2 separate regions of the Homo sapiens genome follow, and region 2 is linked to region 1. A link is an interaction called in ENCODE POLR2A ChIA-PET data of the cell type or tissue named here. Cell type or tissue: HepG2. All regions are shown on one strand. Each heading gives the region's core, and the rest is flanking DNA. Links, peaks and the distances in the headings are about the cores only.

Evidence for each region. ChIA-PET counts read pairs that join two places held together with the same protein. Peaks named below come from ENCODE experiments on the same cell type or tissue, not always from the same donor. Only the 100,000 strongest peaks of a DNase experiment are listed, where the experiment ranks them.
Region 2: POLR2A ChIA-PET joins it to region 1 with 5 read pairs; 8 of 35 experiments call an interaction of 5 or more read pairs at or near these places.

What each region holds. Positions count from the first base shown.
Region 1 is chr14:34,450,985-34,455,377 of GRCh38, reverse strand. All of the region lies in intron 1 of SPTSSA (serine palmitoyltransferase small subunit A), which reads left to right. Among named protein-coding and RNA genes, the nearest start is that of SPTSSA, 9.1 kb to the left of the region's middle. In HepG2, for the core only: no CTCF peak of the experiment used is centred there; no DNase peak of the experiment used is centred there.
Region 2 is chr14:34,371,332-34,375,724 of GRCh38, reverse strand. No RefSeq gene overlaps it. Among named protein-coding and RNA genes, the nearest start is that of SPTSSA, 89 kb to the left of the region's middle. In HepG2, for the core only: no CTCF peak of the experiment used is centred there; a DNase peak (open chromatin) is centred at 2,774.

The sequences.
Region 1 (4,393 bases), core at 271-4,270:
TTTCGCTCTTTTCCTCAGGCTAGAGTGCAGTGGTGCGAACTTGGCTCCTTGCAACCTTTGCCTTCTGGTTGCAAGCGATTCTCTTGCATCAGCCTCCCCAGTAGCTGGGATTACAGGTGCCCGCCGCCATACCCTGTTGATTTTTTGTATTTTTAGTAGAGATGGGGTTTCACCATGTTAGCCAGGGTGGTCTCAAACTCCCAACCTCGTGATCCGCCCACCTCGGCCTCCCAAAATGCTGGGATTACAGGTGTGAGCCACCTAGCCCGGCTCCTATTTTTTTTTTTTCTCAAGATGGAGTCTTGATCTGTTACCTAGGCTGGAGTGCAGTGGCGCAATCTTGGGTCACTGTAGCCTCCGCCTCCTGGGTTCAAGCAATTCTCCTGCCTCAGCCTCACGAGTAGCTGGGATTACAGGTGCCTGCCACCACACCCGGCTGATTTTTGTATTTTTAGTAGAGAAGGGGATTTACTATGTTGGCCAGCCTGGTCTCGAACTCCTGACCTCAGGTGACCCACCCACCTTGGCCTCCCAAAGTTCTGGGATTACAGGCATGAGCCACTGCACCTGTCTGGGAAATGAACAATTGTAAGATTAGGAAGTAATGTGGGAGAAGTGAATACATTTATAAGGGAGGATGGGAAGGACAACCAGCAAACCACAAGAATTCTCAGACAGATCAAGCTCTGGGAGTACGGTGGAAGCAGACCACCTTTAACCGGATTCTCCTTAAACTATCCTAACCTCCTGGAAAGTTGTCTTGTTAACTCCAGGGCCCTACTGCTTTAGTTTGAAGAAAACTGCTCTAGCCTGTTTAACATGTTAGCCTTTATATTTGGCTGATTCAGTGAGAATGTTAGGATATCTCTTAACTGTACTCCTTAGAATATTAACTTTTTCTTTAGTAGTTTTTGGTTGGTAAAGGTTGAAAATAATGAAAACTGTGCTTAACAAGAACTAAATGGTCTATACCAGGACAGGCAGAGAAAGTCATGGTTGGGTTAATGGCAGTGGGAACAGACCACACATTGATATTCTGCAGCAGTGTTTCAGCATGTGATTCTAGTGATTTGTGAGTAGTGATCACTATAGGTCCTGTCTCCATTTTCTTAAAGACTTTGTGATTCCTCCAGACTATGAGTGTTGTAACATTTATGGCACATAGGAGCTAAGATAGATTTTTTTTTCCCCCTAAAACAGGGTCTTGCTCTGTTGCCCAGGCTGGAGTTCAGTGGCTGGCATGATCTTTAGTTCACTGTACCCTTGAACTCCTGGGCTTAAGTGATCTTCCCGCCTCAGCTTCCCAAATAGTGGGGACTACAGGCACACACCACCATGCCTGATTAATTTTTAAATTTTTAGTAGAGACAGGGTCTCACTAGGTTGCCTAGGTTGGTCTTGAACTCCTGGCCTCAAGCAGTCCTCCTGCCTCAGCTTTCCAAAGTGCTCGGATTACAGGTGTGAACCATCGGACCTGGCCTCTTTTTTTTTTTAAAAGAACAAACCCCAAATGCTCAAATTTAGTAATTTAAGCTATGTGTTCTAGAAGATGTACTTGATAGAGGATATATACTTTTTATAAATTGGAATGTTGAAAAAATAGTAGTTATGATCAATAGTTATGAGAAATAGAAGTTTTACTAATACAAGCGTTTTGGTCAGCATGTATTATATATGTTTCTGAAAAACTGCAAAATAATATGGTTTATAGGAAAATATTATTGAGTCAGACCACTTAAAATGTATGCAATTTAGTAAGCAAGCACTAACAAACACAATACTTGGCATCTTGAGGGAATAACTTGGATGTCCCAGACAGGCAGGCAGCTCAGCTTCACTGGAAGCTGCCCGAGGGGACATGAACAAAGCATGGACAAAGTTGAATGGAAATGTCAGCAGTAGGTGCTGATGTAATACAGACAGTGTGGGCTGCCATTGAGGCAGTGTAGGGCCAGTGCCACCTGCCACATTGGCTGAGAGCTGTGCTACCCTGGAGGTGCCTTTCTCTGAAGAGGGAGACTGGGTACAAATGCGAATTTCTGATTTTCTTAAAATAGAGTTAAAAGGACTTCTGCCTGTATAGCAGCTGAGTTGAGAGATGTTTCCTGCAGAAGGTGATACAGTTGACCCTTGATCCACTTGGGGGTTAGGAGTACTGCCCCCAGGCCCTCATCCTCACCCTGCAGGCAGTTGAAAATCTGTGTACAACTTTTGACTCCCCAGAAACTTTACTAATAGTCTACTTTTGACTGGAGCCTTATTGATAACATTAACAGTCGATTAACATATTTTGTATGTTATATGTATTATATACTGTATTCTTATAGTAACGTAAGCTAGAGGGAAGAAAATCATAAGGAGGAGGAGGAGGGGTTGGTCTTGCTGTTTCAGGGGTGGCAGAGGCAGAAGAAAATCCATGTATAAGTAGACCTGCACAGTTCAAACCCATGTTTTCAAGGGTCACCTAATTATTTTCCCACTAATCTGCTCCCCTAAATGATGAAATATCCCATATGAAGGAATATAGCTCCTGTACTGTACTAGTCGTATGTGAGTTATCTGATGTTACAGAAACATGTACTGTAGCAGAACAGATTATAATTCAGAGCAGACTGGGAAATTTTTCCCCATAACACTGGGACTTCAAATCTTCCTGAGGGTAATAGAAGCTCAAATCAATAAATGTGTGCCAGAGACACTATAACCTTAGTGTCTCTGGGATTAGAGCTACAAACCATTTCCAGGATTTTAGTCCACAGTGAAAAATTTTCAGTCCGTGATCATTACTCATTTCAGCAGCATGCTTTGTTGTTTGTTTAGTTTTAAAAGAGCTTGTCATCAAGTTGTAGTTTCTAAAAACAATTTTCATACTTAGGTTTGTATAATCAGCACACTATAGAAAGCTTAGAGAATGGATTTTGCTTGCTAAACACTAATTTCTGATGGTGATGTGCTATCCTTTAACATGACCCTTGAATATCAAATTGGTTAACATACAGAGGACTGTGACAGTATAATATTGTGACAGTATAATATTTTCCACTTGTTTCAATGTAAGAAAACTGGAAAAGTATCAAGAGATAGTTGATATATCTAGGAAAAATTAACTTTCTTTTTTTTTTTTTTTTTTTTGAGATTGAGTCTCACTCTGTTGCTCAGGCTGGAGTGCAGTGGCGCGATCTTGGCTCACTGCAACCTCCGCCTCCCGGGTTCAAATTCTCATGCCTTAGCCTCCCGAGTAGCTGGGAATACAGGTGTGCGTCACTGCGTCTGGCTAATTTTTGTATTTTTTTTGGTCTGACCTCAGGTGATATGCCCGCCCCGGCCTCCCAAAGTGCTGGCATGGGATTACAGGCGTGAGCCACCACGCTAGGCACTTTCTTTACATTTCTGTTGGTGATGATCTGCAGTTTTTTGAGGTCAAAGGAAAAGAAAACTACAGTAATAAGGAAGCTTTCCTGTTTGGGGCTTCATTCAGTAGCCTGCAGCTGCTTTCACTTAGGGCTTTGATTGCTTTTCAGTAAACAGCATATGATAATACTTCGTCAAATGCTTTGTTTTCTTTTTTCATTAAGATGATTTCTTAGATTTATCACAACTCTTGAGTATTTCTAAGGTTAAATAGCATTTTAGAATTGATTTTTTTTTTTTTTTTTTTTTGAAACAGAGTCTCGTTCTGTCGCCCAGGCAGGAGTGCAGTGGCGCGATCTCACTGCAAGCTCCGCCTCCCGAGTTCACGCCATTCTCCTGCCTCAGCCTCCGGAGTAGCTGGGACTACAGGCGCCCGCCACCGCGCCCGGCTAATTTTTTGTATTTTTAGTAGAGACGGGGTTTCACCGTGTTAGCCAGGACGGTCTCGATCTCCTGACCTCGTGATCTGCCCACCTTGGCCTCCCAAAGTGCTGGGATTACAGGTGTGAGCTACCGCGCCCAGCCTAGAATTGATTTTACAAAAGAAATTTGATTAATATAGGATTGGATTGCTTTAAATGTTGTTTTAGCTTTGCTTTTTAATGTGACTATATCATTTAGTCACATTTAATGTGATTTAATGTGACTTAAATAATTGAAATTATTTAGACTAGTGAAGATGTATAAGTCATACCCACTGGAACAAAGGTCTATGACCTTTTCCCGGTGAGAAACTACCTTTAAGTTTTCCAAAGTCTTGTGATTAGATTACTAAAGTGGGTGATGATAGTTTAGAGTTACTGATTGGAACAGGAAATGTTAGTTGCTATGGTTTTGTTTCTAATGTACTGTATTTATATGTAAAGCATTTCCTCTCTTTATTATAGGACTTTTTTTTTTTAAGTTGCTGATAATGGTCTTTTTATGGGCCAAAAAAAAAAAAAATCTTTATTTCTTTCCTAGCTTGCTGGAAACTTAGCTT
Region 2 (4,393 bases), core at 280-4,279, 80 kb after region 1:
ATGCTGAGCTCTCCTTCTACCTTATCCTGGAAGACCTTCTACAGTTCCCTCACTACTCCTTGTCTGTGAAGCTGACGGTATTAACAATTAATTGCACCTTTTCCCTTTCCCTAAAGGGAAGCTGCATGCAGGGATTTCCCCCAGTTTGGGGCTTCCTGTATTGGACTCTCCTGGGGGATTGTGAGTCAGTAGGCATGATTCAAGAGAGTAGGTGCTTGTGTGGGTGGATGTTCATTGGAGTTAATTGATTCACAGTGAGTGACCTTTGTTTCTTAAATGATCTTGATCCAGAAGGTAGGAAAGTGTGGCCTCTGGATATAAAATCTGAACTTCTCTTCTCATGGAATGATCTCAGCTCAGTCATTTAGGTTTTTCATGCCTTAATTTCACCATCTGCAAAATCAAATAACATTTTCCACTTATGTTAATGGAGTACTATGTCTCTTGACATTTCTGAGAGGTATCATGAGAACAAACTGTTCAACGTATTATTGTTAAAGAAAAAGCTGGAAACCCTTATAAGCCACTCCTCTGATCTGAATGTTCTAGCTGCCATTGTGGAAGAACCGGTTTCTGAAAGAAAAGCTTAGTGACATTCTTTAGGAAATCTTACTCATGGGACAGTACTCATATGCCAGAAAGAGTGCACTTCTTTTTAATTTAAAGACTTTTTTTTTTTTTGGAGATAGGGTCTCACTCTGTCACCCAGGCTAGAGTTCAGTGACATGATCATGGCTTACTGCAGCCTTGACCTCCTGGGCTTAAGCCATCCTTCTGCCTCAGCCTCCTCACTCACTTGTCATCATACCAGGCTAATTTTTTTTTCATTTTTAGTAGAGACAAGGACTCACTGTGTTGCCTAGGTTGGTCTTGAACTCTTGGGCTAAAGTGATCTTCCTGCCTTGGCCTCCCAAAGTGCTGGGCTTTCAGGCATGAGCCACCACACCTGCCCCATAATGGCATTTTTGACCTAAAGACATGTATCTTTCTGCTTTTGATTTTCACAGATTCTTGAAGCTGGTATCCTTTCTATACTACTAAGATTCCCTTTAAAAATAATTTAATAGTAATAAATCAGCAATCATTAAGCTACCTGGGACTTAGCTGTACTTTTAAAAAATGTTGCATTCAATTTATTCTTTTTTATTTTTTGAGATAGAATCTCACCCTGTCACCCAGGCTGGAGTGCAGTGGCACCATCATGGCTGACTGCAGCCTCAACCTCCTTGGGCTCAAGCAAACCTCCCATGTCAGCCTCCTGTGTAGCTGAGACTACAGGTGCATGCCATCATGCCCAGCTAATTTTTGTATTTTTTTGTAGAAATTGGGTATTGCTGTGTTGCCCAGGCTGGTCTTGATCTTCTGGGCTCAAGTGATCCACCCACCTGGGCCACCCAAAGTGCTGGGATTACAGGCGTGAGCCACCATGCCTGGCCAATTTATTCTTTAAAGTTTTTTTAATTTAAAAAAATTGTGGTAAAATTACATAACATGAAACTTACCATTTTAAAGTACACAGTTCAGTGCCATTAAGTGTATCACATTGTTGCACAACTATCACCACCATCCATGTCCATGATTAGCTGAACTTCTTTAGAAATAAAAGTAAATGATCTGTTTGTTGGCTTCAGTGACTTCATCTGCTGGGGATCTGTAAAAAGGTGGTAGGCTGAGTAACTCCTTATTCCCCTTTTTTTTTTTTTTTCGAGATGGAGTCTCCCTCTGCCACCCAGGCTGGAGTGCAGTGGCGTGATCTCAGCTCACTGCAACCTCCGCCTCCCAGGTTCAAGAGATTCTCCTGCCTTAGCCTCCCAAGTAGGTGGGATTACAGGTGTATGCCACCATACCTGACTAAGTTTTGTATTTTTAGAGGAGATGGGGTTTCGCCATGTTGGCCAGGTTGGTCTCGAACTCCTGACCGCAGGTGATCTACCTGCCTTGGCCTCCCAAAGTGCTGGGATTACAGGTATGAGCCTCTGTGCCTGGTCTCATTCCTTAGAAACCTCTTACTTTTGAGGAATGGTTCCGAAATGAAATTCAAAGATGTGAAGAACAAGATGTCCTCATTAATGACTGATGTTGTCGGGGTCCACAGTAGTTTAGGATTCCTATTCCAGCTCAACTTGCAGGTTTAGACAGCTGTCCTTTGCGGACAAGGTTAAGTGATTTTAATTTGGAGGGCAGAGGAGAGTTTCCAGCTTTCTGTAACTTCTGCAAGAGTTCCAGCTTCTGTAACTTCTAAGCTCTACAGAAGAGGGCTCAGAAGAGCTTAGTAACAATGGTGGTAGCAATATCTTAAGGCTCAAATTAGCTGGCCTCAGCATTGGGGAAGCAGGAGGAGGAAGCAAGAAGGTGGCTGTGAGGGAATGAAGTGGCACAGGATCTGTCCTCAGGGAAGAAGAAGGGTGCTGTCCCAGCCTGCTGACAGGAGGGAAGAGAGATCACACTCAAGGAGTTGAAATCAGTTCAACATCCTGTTGGTAACATCTCCTTTTTTCCCCATACAGTCTAAGAAATGCAGTTAGCTCGGGTTGGGATGGTTAAGTTTGAGTATTAGAACTCTGGTGCTCCTCAACTCTTTCCCTGTGATTCAGTCTTTCTCTGGCATCATATGAAAGAAAAATATCTTCTCCACAATGATTTGCTCAATCCCTGCTCCCGAAAGACCTGCTTGTTCTAAGTGTGGCCTCATCCATACTCACCTGATTTTATCAAAGTATGTTGATGACAGGTGTTAGAAATTTCACAATTTACAGCTGCAACAACAGAAAATACTGTACCAAAGGCCAACACAGAGAGGATCCAGGAATTCCCTTGGCTGGATTAAATGTCTTTTTTGCAAGACAGAGTTGTTTTTCCCTTTGATGTGGGTATGAAAGCTTGCTCTATGTGTTTGTGGAGGTAAGTTGCTGTGGTGTTGGTTAGTGGCTCTCCCAGGGATAAAAAAGGGTTTCCTTCTCGTTAAATTAAGGAGGCCTCTGCAAATGAGGTCTGCAGATTCTGGACTTGACAAAACCCAGCATTGCCCTGTTGTCCAGAGAGTGCCAGCATAGCCTGCCCCTGGGACACCTCTCTCCTTAGCTGGCCATTCACTGCTTCTGTGATATTGTGTCGGATGAGGCCACCCTCTTCCCCATTTGTAAGCTCCTCTCTGTAGCATGGGAAGCCTGGAGGTGGAATGGAGAACGTGACCTCCTTGTTCATCATTCGCATTGATTCATGAGAAACATGGAAGGAAACATATTTGAAACCATAGTAGTGAAATATTTAGAGAGAGCAAAAAATTGGTTGGTGGGTTGACTAATATGTCTGTTAGTCTGTTTCTGTCTCTTCCCTCTTCCTCTTTCCTCTCTCTGTGTCTCTTTCCGTGTGTGTGTGTGTGTGTGTGTGTGTGTGTGTGTGTATTTGTGTGTCTGACTCTTCAGTCTCTCTCTCTTGCTGTATTTGTCTTTCTCTCTCTGTCTCATGTCTTTCTATGTGTGTCTTGGTATGTTTGTCTCTTTGTATCTTGTTTCTCTGAGATCCTACTGTGTGCCATGTCCTACCTAGAGGCTAAGTGTCTAAAAGCAATTGACACATTGTCAATAATCGTGGTAACAACAGTAACTAGCAATGTTGCTATTGCTTAGCATTTAAGAACTTTGTACACATTATTGCATTTAATCCTCACAACAGCTACATGTGATGGTTACAACGTTATCCATTTCACAGACAAGAAGACTGTAGTTCATCTAAGTTTATAACTTGCTGTAATTCATGTAGCTTACAAGGACTTAGGTCTGTATGACCCTGGAACCCATATTCTTTTTTTTTTTGTTTTTGAGACGGAGTTTTGCTCTTGTTGCCCAGGCTGGAGTGCAATGGTGCAATCTCGGCTCACCACAACCTCCGCCTCCTGGGTTCAAGCAATTCTCCTGCCTCAGCCTCCCAAGTAGCTGGGATTACAGGCATGCGCCACCATGTCTGGTTAATTTTGTATTTTTAGTAGAGATGGGGTTTCTCCATGTTGGTCAGGCTGGTCTTGAACTCCCGACCTCAGATGATCTGCCTGCCTCGGCCTCCCACAGTGCTGGGATGACAGGTGTGAGCCACCACGCCCAGCCAGAACCCATATTCTTTGCTGTTGCCCTTTAGTGCCCTTTAGCTGATAACTTGAGTTCCTAGGGACTTGAGGCTTCCTATAGGAATGTTTTATGATATCTATTTGATTCTAGAATATTAATTTGTTCCAGGTCTAGGAAGCAATGTACAGCTGTGAAATTTATTTATTTATTTATTTATTTATTTTTTGAGACCAAGTCTTGCTCTGTCACCCAGGCCTGAGTGCAGTGGCACGATGTTGGCTTGCTGTCTCCCAGGTTCAAGCAATTCTCTTGCCTCCCAAGTTGCTGGG